Linked DNA regions of Homo sapiens: region 2 is linked to region 1. A link is a loop called in an ENCODE intact Hi-C map of the cell type or tissue named here. Cell type or tissue: heart right ventricle. All regions are shown on one strand. Each heading gives the region's core, and the rest is flanking DNA. Links, peaks and the distances in the headings are about the cores only. Region 1 has its middle 27 kb from the start of GP2. Region 2 has its middle 29 kb from the start of GPRC5B.

Region 1 (10,727 bases), core at 3,565-7,564:
TTTTTTTTTTTTTTTTTTTTTTTGAGATGAAGTCTCACTCTTGTTGCCCAGGCTGGAGTGCAGTGGCGCGATCTCAGCTCACCACAACCTCTGCCTCTCCGGTTCAAGTGATTCTCCTGCCTCAGCCTCCCGAGTAGCTGGGATTACAGGTGACTGCCACCACGCCTGGCTATTTTTTTGTATTTTTAGTAAAGATGGGGTTTTACCATGTTGGCCAGGCTGGTCTCGAACTCCTGACCTCAGGTGATCTGCCTGCCTTAGCCTCCTAAAGTGCTGGGATTACAGGCATGAGCCACTCTACAGACTTTGATAATCACATGTAGCGTCTGCATCTGAAATTGTTTTTACATCTGTCCCACCTGCACCCTTCACCCCAGGCTGTTAGTTTCTTGAGGACAAGGACTTCATCATTTTCAAACATTATTGGTCAAATAAATGAAGAAATAGGCTGCATCCTTTCTCTTTATCCTTTGACCTCCTCTATCATCCTGCTGTTATCTTCCAGAAGGAGAAGAAACAGCTTCACAGGAAAAGTAGAGGAGATTTTCCCATTATGGTGAAAGTGCCAAATCAGAATGTGAAATAGGAATTCTGGGCTCTGTACCAGGCATTTACTCCTATGCTGTTAGCTGATGTTAAAGAGGGTGGATTTCTTTTCCCTTAGGTCTCACCTTCTGTGCCTTCAGGGGAAGTTGGTTGGAAGTTTGAATGGTTTGTTGTTGTCGTCATTGTTTTGTATTTAGGAGGGCTGTAATGGAACGAATACAATGGTTATTGATGGAGAGTAAGTTGAGAGAAGCTCAAGGGTGATTATTTAATGGCAGGAGGGGGAGAAAAAAAGTAAATCTATAAAGAGCTTGGGACACCAAGTCCAGAACTTCATGCATATAACAGCCAATTAACAATCAAATTTTAGAAAGTCTCAGAGAGGGACTTGCAAACACACAAATATCAGAAAAAGCATTTGTAGCGGAGACCAACCAAAACACTGGATTCTGGGAGCCTCTGTCTGAGAATGGAATTAACTTTGTTTCATAGAAGACTTTATAGGCTTTATAGGGGAGACGGGGAAGGACCTAGTTGTACATATTTCATTTCAATGCATAAACATATACCTATATACCTACAAGACACAGGATCTGGATCCAACTCTCTAAGAACCAGGACTTGGACTGTGAGTCCCAGAACATCCATGAAAGTGTTCCCACTTCTTATATGGAAGATGAGAGTAGTAGCTGCCCTAATAACTGGAGGGTTGCTAGAGAGATAAAGGAGACAAGGGATAGGTCACTTTGTGTAGTCACTTTGCAATGCATAAAAGCTAGTTCAACCATTGTGGAAGACAGTGTGGTGATTCCTCAAGGATCTAGAACTAGAAATACCATTTGACCCAGCCATCCCATTACTGGGTATATACCCAAAGGATTATAAATCATGCTGCTATAAAGACACATGCACACGTATGTTTATTGTGGCACTATTCACAATAGCAAAGACTTGGAACTAACCCAAATGTCCATCAATGATAGACTGGATTAAGAAAATGTGGCACATATACACCATGGAATACTATGCAGCCATAAAAAAGATGAGTTCAGGTCCTTTGTAGGGACATGGATGAAGCTGGAAACCATCATTCTCAGCAAACTATCGCAAGGACAAAAAACCAAACACCGCATGTTCTCACTCATAGATGGGAATTGAACAATGAGAACATTTGGACACAGGAAGGGAAACATCACACACTGGGGCCTGTCATGGGGTGGGGGGAGGGGGGAGGGATAGCATTAGGAGATACACCTAATGTAAATGACGAGTTAATGGGTACAGCACACCAACATGGCGCATGTATACATATGTAACAAACCTGCACATTGTGCACATGTACCCTAGAACTTAAAGTATAAAAAAACAAACAAACAAACAAAAAAACACATCGTACTGGCTCATGCCTGTAATCCCAATGCTTCGGGAGTCTGAGGCAGGTGGATCACCTGACACCTGGTCAGGAGTTCGAGACCAGCCTGGCCAACATGGTGAATCCCCATCTCTACTATAAATATAAAAATTAACCAGGAGTGGTGGTGCGTGGCTGTAATCCCAGCTACTCCGGAGGCTAAGGCAGGAGAATCACTTGAACCCGGGAGGTGAAGGTTGCAGTGAGCTGAGATAGTGCCATTGCACTCCAGCCCGGGTGACAAGAGTGAGACTCTGTCTCAAAAAAAAAAAAATCATACAGAAGAAAACTGCAGCATTCTCATCACCATCATTACTACCATTATTACCATTTTCATGGACTAAGCTGTTTCTCACTTCTCTTTATTTTCCCTCTTACTTCCTAGATGTGGCCAAAAAAAGCCATTTAAAAAAAATCTTTACATCTGCCAGAAATAGGGCTCATGGGAGCACGTGGGAGGGTGTTCCCCTCGCTCAGCACATGGAATAACACTTTATGAATACTTAATACATATAAATCGGCATGCTAAACATTGTAAATTTATCATCTAACTTAATCCCAAGGAAAGAAAAGAACTTTTATCGAGGAATGTGGGCTCTTTCAAATTATTAGGCCCAGAGAAGCATTCAAACGGCAATCACATCTTATTCTCCCTCTTTAGAGCTATGTATTCATCTGTCAAAACTGCCTGCTATTGCCACAAGTAGCTATGAATTAACCTAATAACACCTCACTGGACACAACATCCCACACTCTAAGGCTTAACAATGGGTAGCCAATCACTAATCAATGTTATTTCTGTAAATCAATGAGAATCCGCGGCAGAACTTTGTATCAGTCCAATCCTTGTCCCCCTCCTTTTTTGCCTTTAAAAATCTGCCTGTAATAAAGGCCAAGTGGAGCTCATATCCAAGGTGACTGATGTCTGAATCTTCCTTATCCTGGCTCAAATAAACTCTTTACGTCATATACTTTGCTTCAGCCTCTCCCTTTGATATTGGGGCTGTTATTCCATTTTACAGAGGAAGAAACATGCTCAGAGAGGTTTAAGGAACTCCTTGACACCATACAGATAACACCTGCCTGCCATTTATTTAGTGCCTACAGATGAGTCAGCACTTCAAATCACAGATAAGGAAGGAAGAGACAAACATTAGGGAACTTGCTCTAGGTTGCACAGTTAGGAAGTGACAGAATGCAAGATTCAAACTTGGATTCGCTTAAATGTAATACAGGTGCTCTTTCTGCCTCCCTGCCTGACGCTTGATGCTGGGCAATGACAAATATAAAATCTACCTCAGGCTGGGTGCGGTGGCTCACATCTGTAATCCCAGCACTTTGGGAGGCCAAGGAGGGTGGACAGCTTGAGGTCAGGAGCTCGAGACCAGCCTGGCCAATATGGTAAAACCCCGTCTGTACTAAAATACAAAAATTAGCCAGGCAAGGTGGCAGGCACCTGTAATCTCGGCTAGTATAGAGAGGCTGAGGCAGGAGAATTGCTTGAACCCAGGAGGTGGAGGTTGCAGTGAGCTGAGATCGCGCCACTGCATTCCACCCTGGGCGACAGAGTAAGACTCTGCCTCAGAAAAAAAAAAAAGAAAGAAAAAAGAAAAACAACAATAAAAAAAACTACCTCAGAACTGTGGCAAGATGTTTGTGTACATATGTGTGCCTGTGCATGACAGCATACAAACGTGCATAGTGTGTATGTGTGTATGCATGTGTGCATGAGTGTGCACATGTGCCTGTGTGTACATATGTGCCCATATGTGCACATCTTTGTGTATGCATGTGCTGACAGCTGCTAGTTAACGCAGGCAAGGGTAAATGATACTGCATCCATTCTTCCTGAGAAATTGTTAAGGTCCTTTTATCTTCAGCAAGAACTCAGAAGAGTCACTGGACCTGGGACACACAGAGGAGCTTTACAGATGATCTAATTCAACTCCCTCTTTGTGTCCACGAGGAAACTGACACTCAGAGTGCACTGAACCAGGAATCAAGAAATTCATATTTCAGCCTGACTTCTGCTGATGTGAGCAGTTCAAGAACTGCACTTAACTTCCCTCAGGTCATCTGTAAATTAAGATAATGATACCTCCTCTGTTATACTTGACGACCTGTGACTTCGCTGTTGACAAGGTATGGATGTCAAACCTTCTGGCCCTAAAACCGCCCTCTTTTACCCAGCCTGAGGCAGTCTCAAGACAAATCCCCACTGCTAAACTTGGCCTCAGAACCCTCCAGCAAATTCAGAACCTGGGAGAGTGCCTCTCTGGTACTGAAATGCTAAGCAGGAAGCTGATTCAGACTCTGAGATGCCTTGGGAGTGAAAACTTTCCCTTCCTTGATTCTTTCTGGCTCTTTCTAAAGAGCCCAGTGAGCCAGCTCCTTGTCCAGTCATTCTCCACTCTTCAAGGACTCCGAGGAACTGGCCTATCTTGTCAAGAGTTACCCTCTACTTGGAGCTCCTCAGGCGGAAAAGTAGCACTTAGAATCTTGGTCTCAAAATATTCCTGTCTGTGTTGCTCCTACTGGTGGTGACAGTAAATGAGACTGTGATGAACAAGTGGATGTGACCTGGTAACCACATAATGCTTTTACTATATTTTATTGGCATATAATATACAGATCATGCACATACATCACAAGTACAGCTTGATGAATTTTAACAAAATGAACGCTCCTGTGTAACCATCACCCCGTTCATGAAATACAACAGTGGCTGCTCCCAGAAGCCCCCTCTTGCCCCTCCAGTTCCTACATCTCCCAAAGGCAACCGCTATCCTGACTTCTAGCACCATACGGTGGTTTTGAACTTTATATAAAAGGAATATATATCATTTGAACTCAGTTTCTTACTAACATGTGCAACATTCTCTTTGTGAACCTGATCCATATTGTTGAGTTTAATTATACTTGGATCTCATTCTGATTGCTGACATGATTCTATTGGAAGAATAAAGCCTAATTTATTGATCCATTCTACTGTTGATGGACATGTGGGCTATTTCCAGCTTTCAGCTACTGGTAAGCATGCTGCTTTCTTATTTATGCCTTTTTGGTGAGCGCATAAGCTCATCTTCCTGAAGTGTATATATTCAGCTTTGGTAAATACTGCTAAGCAGTTTTACAAAGTGATTGTAACTCCACCAGTCATCATGGTTTTCACATTCCAAGATTCTTTAGCCTCCAGTATCTAGTAACAATTGACTCTACTTCCTTTGGTTCCAAACACACCCTTGTCTTTTTCTCCTCCAGGACCTTTGCACATGCTATTCTCTTGGCTGTTACAGTCTTTCCAGCTGATCTTCACATGGGCAAGTCCTCACTCTTTGGGTCTCCGTGTACACGTTACTACCCTCAGGACGGCCCTGTGCCTGTTATACTCATGACTTTATGCACAGTATCAAGCCCATGTTCAGTAAATGGTTAGCCCTAAACAAATGTTAGCTAATACTGCTGTTGTTGCAATAAATAGTCTTTAAGTCTCCCTTTCCAAAATTCTGTGACTCTAGGAAGTCAGACTGCCTAACTCTTATCCTGTGTGCGGATCCTGATGTGCCCCAAGGGTTCTAAATCCCTCACAGAAGAAGGGCAGCTGGCAGTTCCCATTTCTCCCGGTCCCCGGAGCTGCATGTGTGGTACCTGCTCTCTACTAAACAGCCAATAGAGGGCACTGTGGGAACACGTCCGCGGAAGGAGGGAGGCGTTGGTCAGAGTTCAGATGACACAGAATTAGAGCTGGAAGGGATCTGAAAAACCCATCTAGACCGAAACCTTCATTTTACAGATGAACAAACAGATGCCCAGACAGGAGATGTGACTTGCCCAAGGTCACACAGCTACTGCGTGGAGAGCGGAGATGACACTTACCCTCTTGGCATTCTCCACTCTGCGGGGGCGTTGCCAAGCACTGAATGAGGCAGCTGGCCCCAGGTGCTGAAGCTTTGAGCCGGCCAAGGCCCCTGTTTGCCAAGCCTATCACTGCCCTCAGTTTTCTCCTCCCTCCTATTCCATGAGAGAAAGGCTCTAGATGTTGGAAGTAGGACAAAACACACACTATCCCTTTGATTTTACAATTATCTTTGAGAAAGCATTTCACTTTCCTTAATAATGACTACCAATTATTGGAACTTTCTAGGTGCCAAATATCATACTGCATGCACTACATGCATTACCAAGAATGGTTTTAGGGTTTATTACCTCCCTTCTGGGAGTCTTTCCCTGATCTCCCGATTGAAAAAGATTGCTCTTCTCCCATTTCCTCTCTATCACACCAGCCAGTTTACTTTCTTCGCAGATCTTATAATTATTTTTATAATCGTTAGACTTACTTACTCATCTACTTATCTATCATCTGTTTCAATTCCTCCCCTCCTTCTGGTAGACTTGAACTCCATGAAAGAAGGATTCTGGAGCTAGATAGGTCTGGGTTCAAATCCCAGCTCATTCACTTACTAGCATTGTGGACTTGCATTCATTACTGAAACTCTCTGAGGCTGTTTCTCCCTTTGTAAAATGGGGACTCGTGCTTGGCCAAAGTTCTTGATTCCTTTGGGCCTCAGTTACCAAATCTAAGGGAGGATAATAACCCTTCATCTGCTGGAGAGAAGAGCCTCACAAGATGCTCTGAAGGTCTTGGAGCCGTGGTCAAAGGAGTACATAATGGCGTTGCCCAGCTGTGGGGCCATGACTGGGCACATGGTTTACAGATGCAAGTGGAACAGAAAGAAGAGAAAATTGGAAGATTTGAATCTAGGAGGCAAGGTTCCACTGTCCACACCGTTAACCATTATATTATGTGCCTTTTCAACCCTAGCTGCATCTATCCTGTCAGTTTCTCAGGTCCACTAACAATGAACCAGTTACTGAACTTAGGCTTCAGCCATCTTATTCCAGGGTTTCTCAAGCTCAATGCTATTTACCATTTTAGAGTTGAAGCAGCTAAGGCTCAGAGAGGTTAAGTTGTTTGCATACAGCTGAAAAGAGTTTGAACTTGTTCCTCTATGGTTTGTTTCATGCCTGGAGCAGTCAATCTTGCTCTCACCAACAGCTGCCAGAATCCAGCCAATAAATCAATGAGATGCCAACAAGGAATCTTCAAACTCATGCTGAGGACACCATAGAATAGATTCATGGGATAATTCCATCCATTCTGGATGTGTCTACATCCTAGCATCTCCCAAGATTTTTTTGTTTAACCCCAAGCTAAATTCCAAGGCTGTTACTTCCCCTTGTCTTGCTGTTGCCCTAAAATGTGTTTATTTCCCTGTGACCCAGAAAAGTCCTCACTCTTGGCAGCCAGAGCGGTGAATCACATGGTGGCTTTTCACCTGCCATTGGCACTAGGCAAACAGTTCACCACTGCTAAGAATCTCTTCCCACCCTTCTTAGAGCTTACTGCTGTTAGGACCTGCACTCAACCATGATGGTTTGTTTATGTGTGTCTCTCTACCTTTCTAACTGGTAAACTCCTTGAGAAAATGAACCATCTTATTCACCCAACACATGTAGTGGAGAAGCTGGCAGTTAAAGATGCTTTATGAATGTTTGTTGAATGGGTAGGTGGATGATGGTTGGATGGATGGATGAAAGGATGAATGGGTAGATGGATAGATGGATAGGTGAATGGTTGAATGAATGAATGGGTAGATTGACGGATGAATAGATGGATGGATGGATGGATGGACAGATGGACAGATGGACGGACAGACGGATGGATGGATGGATGGATGGATGGATGGATGGATGGATGGACGGATGGATGGACAGATGGACGGACAGATGGATGGATGGATGGATGGATAGGTGGATGGTTCAATGGATGGATGAGTGGGTGGATGGATGGATGGGTGGATGGGTGAAAAGATAAATGGATGAAAAGATGGATGGGTGGATGAATAGGTTGATGGATGAGTGAATGGATGGGTGAAACCCATACAACTCTCAATGTGACCACTGCTCACTACCACCCCCATCCAAACCTGTTCAGGTCCTATTCAGCATCTAGAGAAATCTTTGTGAAGATGCACATCTCATCATGTCACCCTTGCCCCCACCTCTGCCTGAAACACGCCAATGCCTTCCCACTACCCTTAGAATAAAATCAAATTTCCCTCCCAGAGCTTACATGGCCCTGCAAGCTGTGGTATCCACTGACTACTCCAGCCTCATTACATATCAGCCTCCCCCTCACTGATGATGTCTGGACACCCTGGCCATCCTTCATTTCCTAGAATGAGCCCAGCTCTTTCCTGCCTCAGGGCCTGTGTCTGAACTTGCTGTTCTCTCTGCCTAGAGTGCACTTTCTCTGACTCTTTGCATGTCTGACCCCTCCTTCAGGTGTCAGCTTCAAAATAAATTCTTGGGAAAATCTTCTTTTCCACCCCACCTAAATTACACCCCCCAACATACATTTTCTTTATAACGCTTGTGTAGTACATCAACATTCATTATAGCACTTTGTTGAACATTTGCATCATTATTTGTTTATATCTGTCTTACCTACTAAACTGCTAAGAGGACAGGGAGAGCAGGGACAATGTCTGCTTAAACTCACAGCTGTATCCTTAGTACTTATCAGGTAGTAGTACTCAGAAATATTTTTAACAGGGGCCTGGTGCGGTGGCTCATGCCTATATTCCCAGCACTTTGGGAGGTGGAGGCAGGTGGATCACCTGAAGTCAGGAGTTTGAGACCAGCCTGGCCAACATGGTGAAACCCTGTCTCTACTAAAAATACAAAAAAAAAATAGCCAGGCGTGGTAGTGGGCGCCTGTAATCCCAGCTACCCACAAGCTGAGACAAGAGAATCGCTTGAACCCAGGAGGCAGAAGTTGCAGTGAGCCGAGATCATGCCATTGCCCTCCAGCTTGGGCAACAAAAGTGAAACTCCATCTCAAAAAAAATGTATTTTTAACAGGTAGATGGATGAATAGACAGACAAGTACAGGATATGTTCTGACATCTCATCAGGCTGAGCACACTAGGGGTACTGCATGAGGACAATACCCAGGTTGTTTTCCTTTCCACTGAGCATCACTGATAAACATATTTAGGGACAGAACCATGGAATCGAACTGCCTTATAGTTGGATAGGATCTCTTTGATCATTAAGACCAACTTTATTTTACATTGGGAGAGATAGAGCCCAAAAGTGGAAGACACTTGCCCAGGGTCATTGTGGTAGGAACTACTTGTTACTAGTAGTTAGAATTAGCAACAGCCATTCTCTTCTTCATTCTAACTAGTAGTAAAGAATAGATACTTATAATCAGAACCCAAATTTTGTTGGTGGTGGTCATATGCTCAATTAGAAAAACTACATTTCCCAGCCTCCCTGTGAGAGAAAGGTGGTCATGGACTAAGTTCTGGCTAATGACATGTAAGTAAGAGTGGAGATATAAGTGTGGCTTCCAGAAAAATCCCCTTAAAAGAAGGTCTAAACCAGAGTGTCCAATCTTTTGGCTTCCCTGGGCCACAGTGGAAGAAGAATTGTCTTGGGCCACACGTAAAATACATTAACACTAACAATAACTAATGAGCTAAGAGAAAACAATCCTAAAAAAATCTCATAATGTTTTAAGAAAGTTTATGAATTTGTGATGGGCCACATTCAAAGCTGTCAGGCTGCATGCAGCCCATGGGTTAGACAAGCTTGGTCTAAACCTTTGCTTTTTCCCCCTTTCTTTTTCTAGAATTCAAGCACAAAGGTCAGAGTTGTCCATTCTATGCCTATGAGGCAGTCTTGATGATGAAAGCCACAAATTAAAGGCAGTAGACCAGAAAGTTAAAAATCTGGAATATTGCTGACATCTTGGACCTACCACAATTACCCTGGATCACCTACCTCTGCATTTTATCTCACGTGAAACAAAAATAAATCTCTTGAATAAGTCATTGTTATTTGGGTTTTCCGCTTATATGCAGCCAACTCAATCCATAGCTGTTATGTTCACTAATGGAATTAGTGGCACAGCCAGGACTTGAAGCTAGGGACTCCATACCTTTCATTGGGACGGCAAGAAAGCTAGTGTGTCTAACCAAATGGACATGGTTAAGGAAATGCTGTCCTGGAGACATTCCTGTAATGCAAGTGTTCTTTTTTTTTTTTGAGATGGAGTCTCACTCTATCGCCCATGCTGGAGTGCAGTGGCGCAATCTCCGCTCACTGCAAGCTCCGCCTCCCGGGTTCACGCCATTCTCCTGCCTCAGCCTCCCGAGTAGCTGGGACTACAGGCGCCCACCACCATGACCGGCTAATTTTTTGTATTTTTAGTAGAGACAGGATTTCACTGTGTTAGCCAGGATGGTCTCGATCTCCTGACCTCATGATCCACGTGCCTTGGCCTCCCAAAGTGCTGGGATTACAGGCGTGAGCCACCGTGCCCAGCCGATACAAGTGTTCTTAAATTGTGGTCCCCAGAACAGCAGCATCAGCATTACCTGGGAACTCGGTAGACATGCAAATTTGCAAGCCTCATGCAGACCTACTGAATCAGAAACTCTGGGATGGGGTCCAGCAATCTCCATTTTTCAGAAGCTTTCCAGATGATTCCCATGCAAGCTAAAATTTGCAAACCACTACTGAGATAATACTGTAGTATCCGCTAAGGGAAGCACAAATAAAGCAGGTTATTTCTGCAGCCTGGTGAGGCTTCTCCGAAATGCAGAAGGTGCAGAAGTCACTCCTGGGTCAGAAAGAAGGGAGCTCTCTCCAGGTTCAAGAATGCACAGACGGCCGGGCGCAGTGGCTCACAACTGCAATC
Region 2 (10,727 bases), core at 2,444-6,443, 390 kb after region 1:
ATCATTTCATTCATCATTTATTTTTTTTTCTTTTTTTTTTTTTTTTTTAGAGCCAGGGTCTTTCTCTGTTTCCCAGGAGGGATTGTAATAGCACAATTATAGCTCATTGCAACCCCAGCTCCTGGGCTCAAGAGATCTTTTTACCTTAGCTTCCTGAGTAACTGGGACTACAGGCACGCATCCAGGTAATTTTTTATTTTTTGGTAGAAACGGGGACGTCTCTCTGTGGCCTACCTCGTCTCAAACTCCTAGGTTCCAAAAGTCCTCCTGCCCTGGCCTTCCAAAGCACTGGGATTACAGGCATGAGTCAACACACCCAACCCATCTGAAAGTTTGGTAATGCACTGATAAGGTTTGGGGACACAGGCTGGTAAGAAGGTAAATTGGTACGACTCCATGCAGGAATTAGACAGTATCTATAAATTACGAGCACTTTTAATTTTTGAGCCACCGATTCTACTCCTAGGAATTTAACCATCTGAGATGATTGCACATGTGTGAAAATATTTAAGTACAAGGATATTCACTGCAGCATTGTCTGATGTAGCAAAAATTCAGAAACAACCCACTTCCCAACAGGAGACCAGTTAAATCAATCAGAGTACAGTCACGCAGCGGAATACGAGACAACCATTTAAACAAAAGGAGTAGTCAGATCAATGAAACAATACCAAGACATTTTATTAAATGAAATAATAATAATAAAAATAAAGTGTGAAACTGTGTGTATGATTAATGACAAAGTCATTTTAGTAATGATCATTTAATAATTGGTAATAATCATTGTTTTGTTTTGTTTTGTTTTTTCTTGAGGCAGAGTCTCGCTCTGTTGCCCAGGCTGGAGTGTAGTGGCATGATCTCGGCTCACTGCAACCTCCGCCTCCCAGGTTCAAGCAATTCTCCTGCCTCAGCTTCCCCAGTAGCTAGGATTACAGGCACGCCCCACCACGCCCGGCTAAATTTTTTGTCTTTTTAGTAGAGACGGGGTTTCACCATGTTGGCCAGACTGGTCTCAAATTCCTGACCTCAGGTGATCCACCCGCCTCGGCCTCCCAAAGTGTTGTCATTATTTTCTTGGTTCAAAGTTCAGATCTAAAATAAATAATTAAAAAATTTTAAAGAATAAATTTCCGACCGGGATCGGTGGCTCACGCCTGTAATCCCAGCACTTTGGGAGGCTGTGGCGGGTGGATCACGAGGTCAGGAGATTGAGACCATCCTGGCTAACACGATGAAACCCCATCTCTACTAAAAATACAAAAAATTAGCCGGGCGTGGTGCCAGGCGCCTGTAATCCCAGCTACTGGGAGGCTGAGGTAGGAGAATGGCCTGAACCCGGGAGGCGGACCTTGCAGTGAGCCGAGATCGTGCCACTGCTCTCCAGCCTGGGCAACAGAGCGAGACTCCATCTCAAAATAAATAAATAAATAAATAAATAAATAAATAAATAAGGATAAATTTCCATTTTAGGGATAGTCAAACTCAATATATAGCAGGTATATACTTGTATTTTACAGATAACTCTGGAAAGATGCACACACACACACACACACACACACACACACACACACACACACAAAAACTGATTTCAAAGGTAACCAGTAGTTTTGGTCCTTGGGGGGCATTAGGAGAGTGAGGTTCTGGGAGTTAGAAATGAAAAGTAAACTCACTTTTCTCCTTATGCCTTTATGCCTTTTTATACTGTTTGATTTTTTTTTTTTTTTGAGACAGAGTCTCAGTCTGTTACCCAGGCTGGCATACAGTGGCGTGATCTCAGCTCACTGCAACCTCTGCCTCCCAGGTTTAAATTATTCTCCTGCCTCAGCCTCCCAAGCAGCTGGCACCACAGGCGCGCATCCTGACACCTGGCTAATTTTTTTATATTTTAGCAGAGATGGGGTTTCCTTCAGTTGGCCAGGCTGGTCGAACTCCTGACCTCAGGTGATCCACCTGCCTCGGCCTCCCAAAGTGCTGGGATTACAGACTTGAGCCACCGTGCCTAGCCACTGTTTAATTCTATTACTATGCAAACATTGCCTTGCTCAAAACAAACAAGATGTAAAATAAAAAATAAAGGCTACACAAAACCACTTTTCCGCACCAATGTCCTCACTTTACAGATGGAAAACTGAGACCAAATAAGAGAAAGCTCCCTCTGTGCACAAAGCCTCTGGCTCTCATGGCAGTGGAGACCCCTCCCTCTGAGCTCCCAGAGCCCTTTGTTCTTCTCCAGGTTGGAGCATTGACCACGTCTTGTTGCCAACATTCTCATGCCTTGTCCATCTCTGTGCCTTCGGTATCCAGCCCAAGACGTCTTTAAACTTCTGTCATTTTTGTTCCTGCACTCATCCTGCAACTGATATTTGTTGAGAACTGATCATGGTCCAGGCACTATGCTAAGTGCTGTGAGTACATTGATAACCCTCAGGGGCAAAGTCCCTCCCGACCATAGAGACAGGGCTGCCACGTACAGCCTCACAGGATGCACACTGCACAATTTCAGAACGTGACATTCACATATGCTATTATTTAACTGGTATTCTCTGGATTTGTGCAGTGCACAACCTAGGTAACTATATACAGTTTCCCTGCCCATATTTCCAGTAGTTCAGCGGGGAAGATAAATTAAACAAAGCAGTATATATTTATTTTCATTGGAATCAGGGCAATTAAAAAAAAAGAACCATGTTGCTAAAAGAGAGAACAAATAGACAGATCTATTTTGAGTTTCACATAAGCCATTCAGAGAAAGTGATATTTATATACATTTATTTATTTATTTATTTATTTATTTATTTATTTATTTATTTATTTGATACAGAGTCTCATTCTATTGCCTAGGATCCAGGGCAGTGGTGTGATCACAGCTAACTGCAGCATTGACCTCCCAGGCTCAAGCAATCCTGCCTCAGCCTCTCAAGTCGCTGGGACCACAGGCACACACCACCATGCCCGGCTAATTTTTGCGTCTTTTGTAGAGACAGGGTTTCGCCATGTCTATCAGGCTGGTCTTGAACTCCTGGACTCAAGTGATCCACCCTCCTTGGTCTGCCAAAGTACTGGGATTACAGGTGTGAGCCACCACACCCAGCCAGAAAGTTATATTTAAACCAAGACCTGGTATTTGTCAGGAATTTTATTTAGTTGATAGTAACAGAGGCTGGACTTAGTAGCTTTAGTGAAACAGAGCTTCTTTTTTCGCTTGTTCCACAGGAAATCAGAAAGTAGGCAGCCCAGGACTGATTTGGGAGTTCCAGCAGTTATCAGGACCCCAGCCTCCTTCTGTCTTTCTGCTCCATACCCCTTAGCATGTGGTTTTCATCCTCAAGGTTGTCTCATGGTCCAAGATGGTTGCCAGAGCTCCAGCCACTACATCTGCCTCACAGACAACAACATGGGACAAGGACATTAGAGACATAAGGGACGCCTCCCCAGTCCACTTAAGGAGCTGACCATAAGTTTCACAAAATATTCCACATCCATCTCATTGGCCCAAAACTAGTTACGTGAATATCGCACGCTGGAAGAGAGGCTGGGGCATGTGAGCTCTAAAGAGTTGCCCAGGGTTTTATTACCAAAAAGGGGAAATTATGATTGAGAGGTAATACGTAGCCCCTGTTATGGACTGGGAGAATAAACGGGAGATAATTAAGTGAAAGTGTTGTGGGGAGCAGGTTCCAGGCAGAGGGAATAGCAAATACAAAGGATCCAAGAGAAGGAGGTTGGGCCGGGGCACAGCGGTTCACACCTGTAATCCCAGCACTTTTGGAGGCCAAGGCAGAAGGATCGCTTACGCCCAGGAGTTTGAGACCAGCCTGGGCAACATAGAGAGATCCCGTCTCTACAAAAAATACCAAAATAAATAAATAAATAATAGCCAGCCGCGGTGGTATGTGAATAAAAATAAAAATAAATTTAAAAAATACTCTGTTGCCCAGGCTGGAGGGCAGTGGTGCAATCATGGCTCACTGCAGCCTCGACCTCCTGGGCTCAGGTAATCCTCCCATCTCAGCCTCCTGAGTAGCTGGGACTACAGGCACATACCACCATGGCTGACTAATTTTTCAAAAATAAAAATAAAAATATTAAAAAATAAAATAAATTTTAAAATATTCAAAAATAAAAATAAAATTTAAAAATATTTTTGAATATTTTAAATATAGTGGGCCGGGCGCGGTGGCTCACGCCTGTAATCTCTGCACTTTGTGAGGCCGAGGCAGGTGGATCACCTGAAGTCAGGAGTTCAAGACCAGCCTGGCCAACATGATGAAACCCCCTCTCTACTAAAAATACAAAAACTTAGCTGGGTGTGGTGCCACACTCCTGTAATCCCAGCTACTCAGGAGGCTGAGGCAGGAGAATCACTAGAACCTGGGAGGCAGAGGTTGCAGTGAGCCGAGATTGCACCACTGCACTCCATCCTGAGCAAGAAGAGCAAAACTGCGTCTCAAAATAAAATAAAATAATAAATAAATATATATATATTTAACGAGCGAGATTCCATCTCGAATTTGAATATTTAAAATATTCAAAAAATTATATTTTAATAAAATTAAAAATAATTTTTATTTTATTCAAAAATAAAAATAAATTAAAGAAATAAAAAGAAGGAGGTTGGTCTGTTCTCAGAACTGAAAGGAGACCAGCATGGTTGGAGCACATTCAATGGGAGAAGATGAGGAACCAGGGGAAGGAGAAATACCCAGGCTCGCAGGCACATCAGCAAACCCAGCTGCATGCCTTCCACTCTGGGCGAAGCCTTGGCATCAAACAGACCCATGTTCATATTCTAACATCACCTTTTACAACTGAGAGCCCTCAGGTAAGTCTTTTAACTTACCTGAGCCTCCACTTCCTTACCTGTAAAACAAGAATTATACCTGTATGATTTCTTATTTGAATAAGAATTTGAATAATAGATTTCTTATGTGAATTAAATGAGATAATGCATATAAGGAGGTTAGCACAGCGCCTAACACATATTGAGCACACAGTATTATTGATTCGCTACACATTGACCATGAAGACTTACGTGATTGTGGCCTAGTCAAGAGTCAAGGTTGTAACTCCAGGCTCGAGCAAATTCACTGGCTTAGTGCTTAAAAGTTAGTCATAGTTAGTGCTTAACGTAAAAGTTGGGTATGGGACAGGCACAGTGGCTCAAGCCTGTAATCCCAGCACTTTGGGAGGCTGAGGCAGGCGGATCATTTGAGGTCAGGAGTTCGAGACCAGCCTGCATGGTGAAACCCCACCTCTACTAAAAATACAAAAAAAAATTAGCCAGGCATGGTGATGCATGCCTGTAATTCCAGCTACTCAGGAGGCTGAGGCACAAGAATCACTTGAACCCAGGAGGCAGAGGTTGCAGTGAACCAAGATCTCGCCACTGCACTCCAGCCTGGGCAAGAGCAAGATTCCATCTCAAAACAAAAAAAAAACAAAACAGAAAACAAAAAAACAATAGCTGAGTGTCACGGGGCATGCCAGTAGTCCCAGCTGCTCAGAAGACTGAAGCTGGAGGCTTGGTGGAGCCCAGGAGTTTGAGTTCATCCTGGGCAACATAGCAAGACCCTATCACAAAAAAATAAGAAGTAAAATAATAATAATGCAAAATAAAACATCTTTTAAAATGATAGGTGTTACTATTGTGGCTCTTGGTGAGGACAGCAGATGGCTCATCAGAATTTCTTCCAGAGCCTCTCTTGGCCTCCCCACCGTGCCAGGCAACCACGGAAACATTCAGTCTTCAGATTACCAACCTCAACTGCAAACTAGAAAGGAGGGTCCCAGAATGGAAAGTGCCACCCTAAGAATGGAAAGTGCCACCCTAAATTGCAAACAGACCCCCCGGGTGCCAGGCGAGAGCCTCAAACACGCTCTCTACTTTGCTCAGGCTCTCGGAGTCAATCAGCTCAGGCTCTGATGCAGAAACGCTTACCGCCCTGAACTCGAATAAAGCTCACACTCAGACTCCAGGAACCACCGTCTTTTACATCCCCATCGATCCTCTAAGCCTATTTTTATGATTCCTCTTCCCAGTGAGTGTTGTGTATATTTTTGGGCTGTGTTCCTCTCATAAATAAATAAATGTGTAGGTAAATACTAATAAGAGCTAGCATTTATTAAGCACTTGGCGTGGTGCCAGGGATGGTGCTGAGGGGTTTGCCTGTTATTTTATTTCACCATCATGATGACCTAATGAAACTGGCACCATAATGATCCGCATTTTACAGGAAAGGAAACTGACACTCAGAGGGATGAGGTCATTTGTCATTTCCCCCAAAAAAGGGGCAGAACAGGGATTTGACCTCAAGTCTGTCTGATCCAAAGCCCCGATTACTGAGTTCTGAGCAGCTCGTGTGGACATGAACCCAAACTTCATCTCACTTCCTAAGTGCCTTCCTTCCTTCGGTCCCCACTAATTAAGCTTCTGCCGTCGATGCCAAGCCGGACAGGGAAATGCTAAGTGCTCAAACTAAGCTGATGATTTGAAAATGCCAATAGTCCTTCATTTCTGCTGACCACCCTGAGCCTGGGGCCGGCTCACTCCTGAGCCTGGGACCCAGAACAACGTAATGGATGAGCCGCGTGTTGAGCAATGCTTTATGCCATTCAGGAGTGACTCGGGCTGAGCTCATCTCAGTAGTCAGCGTGTTAATTACAACTGCCCAAATGAGGCCCATTCATCCATTAATACCAATGAGCCAGCTCCAGAAGGCAGAGGCAAGATGACTCGCACTCATGAATCTTGCTCATTGTAGATTCGACAACCACCATGGCCTGGCCACCCAGGCTACATCTTCATTGATATCGAATTATTTGTACTTCCCCTGCAAGTCTCTCCAATTTTCACCCCATCCTTTCCCAAAGAAGACCTCAAAGAAGAAGCAAAAGGCAGCATGCCTGGCACAAAAGACGTGGGCTTCAAAGCTTGAGAGACTCGGTCGAATCCTGGCTCTGCCACTGACCAACAGAGTGACCTTAGGCAGGTCATTTCATGTCTCTGGGCCTCAGTTATCCCATCTGTCAAATGGGGCTAATCACTTCCACCCCTCTTTCGTGTTCATACTGGGAGCTAGAAGATGTGATATCTAAATGTTCCAGCTTGCAGCAAGGCTCAGCGCATGTTAGCTGTTGTTACTAATTGTATCATTAGATGGCTTGGATCACTTTCACGTCATTTCCCCCAGCGCACTGGGGTTTATGGGATGGCAGCTACCATGTGGCTGGAGAGTGATTCCCAAATTTCAGTGCACTGGGGATGCTTGTTTAAAACACAAGATCTGAAGCCCCCAGCCATTCTGATTCCAGAGTAGAGCTGAAGACTGCGTGTTTGGTAACCACCTCGGGGTTTAAGGCTTTCAGACAGCCGTTCTCAGCCCTGCCTACACACTGGGATCACGGGGAAGCGGGGAAAGGAAGTGGGGGAGGTGGGGGGGAAGAGGTTTAGTTTTTTTAATGCCTGGATCCTAACTGCAGAAATTCTGATGTTCTGGGGCCCTTGTGTGGCTGGGATATCAGGATTTTTTTCTAAAGTTCCCCCAGATGATTTTAATGTGCAACCAGGGCTGAGACCTACTGCTATCAGCCAGTGTTTCTCAGAGCGTGGTGCAGGGACCCACACATCGGCATCAGGCTCACTGGGAACGTGTCTGAAATGCAGATTCTCCCTCTGTCCTACCTCAACCTGCTGATTCAGAGACTCTGGGGGTGGGACTTAGCACTGATTTATAAAGCTTTCAAAGGGATTCATTTTTTTGGTGTTTTTTTTTTTTTCTTTTTTTTTTGGATACAAGGTCTGGCTCTGTCACCCAGGCTGGAATGCAGTGGTGCAATCACAGCTCACTGCAGCCTCAACCTCCTGGGTTCAAGTGATCCTCCCACCTCAGTCTCCTGAGTAGCTGGGACTACAGGCTCGAACCACCATGGCTGGCTAATTTTGGGTTTTTTTTTTGTAGAGATAGGATCTCCATATGTTGCCCAGGCTGGTCTCAAACTCCTGGGCTCAGGCAATCCCCCCGGCCGGGGCATCCCAAAGTGCTGGGATTACAGGCATCAGCCACCAATGTCAGGCTCCCCTGGTGATTCTGACACACACTTAAGTTTAAGAACCCCTGCTATAAGGCCTGGCATCCCCCAGACTTCATGCTGTTAAGAACCACTTGGGGAAGAGGTTTGTTATTGCTCCCTTTTCCCACCCTTTCTCTTTTGAACACTGTTGTGTCGTGATGTGAAGCTTGGAGCTTTGGCAGCCATCTTACAAACATGAGGTAAAAACCAAGGCTTCACAGAGATAGCACCCCAGTGCCTCGCAGTCACTGAGTCACTGCCCCAACCTCTGACCCTCTACTTCCAAACTTCCCATTAGCTAAATGCCTTGATTGTTTAAGCTCCTATTATTTGAGTCTTCTCTTACTTGCAATGGAACACATTTTTTATTGGTATAAGTATTCCCAACACAGTATGAGTGCATAGAACAACTTTAAAAGATCCCTGCGATAGGCTGGGCATGGTGGCTCATGCTTATAATACTAGCACTTTGGGAGGTCAGGAGGACCTCTTGAGCCTAGGAATTTGAGACCAGCCTGGGTAACACAGTGAGACCCTGTCTCTACAAAAATTAAAACAAAATTAGTTGGGTGTGGTGGCACGTGCTCATAGTCCCAGCTACTCGAGAAGCTGAGGTGGGAGGATTGCTTGGGCCCAGGAGTTCAAGGCTGCAGTGGGCTGTGATCATGCCACTGTACTCCAGCCCGGATGACAGAGCAAGACCCTCTCAAAAAGAAAAAAAGAAAAAAAAATTCCAGGACATAAAATGATGTAATGCCTAAAATTTTACTTTGAATATTCTCAGAAAAAAAAAAACAGACTAAGTGTGAAGAGAGGAGTGGGGTCGATTTTGACTTTAAAAAATATTTAAGTTAAATTTTGAGAAATCCCTCTTAAGAAAAAATTTTGAATCTGGGCTGTGGGGATAGATGAAATGAGATTGCAAAGATTGATATCTACTAAATCTGGGCGATGTTGAATCTACACATACTACATATGATTGTGGAAATTACCATCATAAAAAGTAAAAACAATTTTAAAAGATTAACTGTTTTAAAACAAAGTCTAGGCATGGCGGCTCACACCTGTAATCCCAGCACTTTGGGAGGCCGAGGCGGGCAGATCACCTGAGGTCGGAGTTCAAGACCAGCCTGACAAATATGGTGAAACCCTGTCTCTAGTAAAAATACAAAAATTAGCCAGCCTGTGGTGGCCCATGCCTGTAATCCCTGCTACTCAGGAGGCTGAGGTGGGAGAATCCCTTGAACCCAGGAAGCAGAGGTTGCAGTGAGCCAAGATCATACCACTGCACTCCAGCCTGGGCCACAGAGGGAGACACTGTCTCCAAAAAAAAAAAAAAAAAAAAAAAGACTGGCTCCCTTCTCCCCTGGAGGCAGGGGAACTGGAAGAATTGGAGATTATCACTGAGAGTTGAGGACAAGAAATCTGCATTACGAAATAAGTCCCTGTAGATTTCATCATCTCTAGAGCCCTCATTAGTGCTGATTAGGGAAACTGATTCCCAGGAAAACTAGAGAACATTATGGCACAGCAGCAGCACTGAATGATGGCTTTGGCATCCAAAAGTTCAAGTTCAGGTTCTGCCACTTATCAGCTATGTGACCTTAGGCAAGTGACTGATCTTTCTGAGCCTCAGTCACCCCTGCTGTAAAATGGGGATAATAAAGATTCTCACCTCTTAGACAATTGTGAGAAATAATGGAAATAATGTATGTATTTAAGAAATAGTAGCTGCTATGGTTATTATTTTATCTTTACTTCTAGTTTAAAGTCAAGAGTTGGCCGGAAGTGGTGGCTCACACCTGTAATCCCAGCACTTTTAGAGGATTGTTTGAGGTAAGGTGTTCGAGACCACCCTAGCCAACACAGGGAGACTCCGTCTCTAAATTAAATAAATAATCAATCCAGGCCAGGCGTGGTGGCTCACGCCCATAATCCCAGCACTTTGGGAGGCTGAGGCGGGTGGATCACTTGAGGTCAGGAGTTCAAGACCAGCCTGGCCAACATGGTGAAACCCTATCTCTACTAAAAATATAAAAAATTAGCCAGGCGTGGTGGCACATGCCTGTAATCCCAGCGACTGGAGAGGCTGAGGCAGGAGAATCACTTGAACCCGGGAGGCAGAGGTTGCAGTGAGCTGAGATCACACCACTCCACTCCAGCCTGGGTGACAGAGCAAGGCTCCATCTCAAAAAAAATAAATAAATAACAGTAATAATAATAAAGCCACATTCTCAGCCTTCCCTTGCCCACCCTGAGAAGTGAGTGTTTGCCCTCATTTCTATATTTCTGAGCCCCAACCGTCCCACCATTCTGACCTTAGCTACCCTCCCCTCCCCATCCCAACTAGTATTAACATATAGTGAATATTCATCATAGGCCAAGAACTGAGCTGGATCTTTACCTGGATTATCTCATTTAATCCATGATATTATTAGACCCATTTTACAGAGGAAGAAACTGAGGTTCAGAGAGGTTAAGATCATACAGCTATGAAGTGGGCTCTGAGACCAAGTGTACCTAATTTCCCAAAGTTCAGGTCATTTTTTTCCTCCAACACAGATCTTGAGAGGTGAGAATAAAAGCCTTACCTACAACACTAGCCAACATTTAGGATCTACACACATGTATTATTACCCTCTCATTTATCTTTTTTT

The links. Hi-C counts contacts between places; a loop is a spot of excess contacts. Peaks named below come from ENCODE experiments on the same cell type or tissue, not always from the same donor. Only the 100,000 strongest peaks of a DNase experiment are listed, where the experiment ranks them.
Region 2: a loop joins it to region 1, with 4 times the contacts of the local background. A loop is called at or near these places in 71 of 110 quality-filtered maps.

What each region holds. Positions count from the first base shown.
Region 1 is chr16:20,295,554-20,306,280 of GRCh38, reverse strand. No RefSeq gene overlaps it. Among named protein-coding and RNA genes, the nearest start is that of GP2, 27 kb to the left of the region's middle. In heart right ventricle, for the core only: a CTCF peak has its summit at 5,629 (motif pointing right); a DNase peak (open chromatin) is centred at 5,661; H3K27me3 peaks cover 1,506 bases.
Region 2 is chr16:19,908,921-19,919,647 of GRCh38, reverse strand. No RefSeq gene overlaps it. Among named protein-coding and RNA genes, the nearest start is that of GPRC5B, 29 kb to the right of the region's middle. In heart right ventricle, for the core only: no CTCF peak of the experiment used is centred there; no DNase peak of the experiment used is centred there; H3K27me3 peaks cover 601 bases.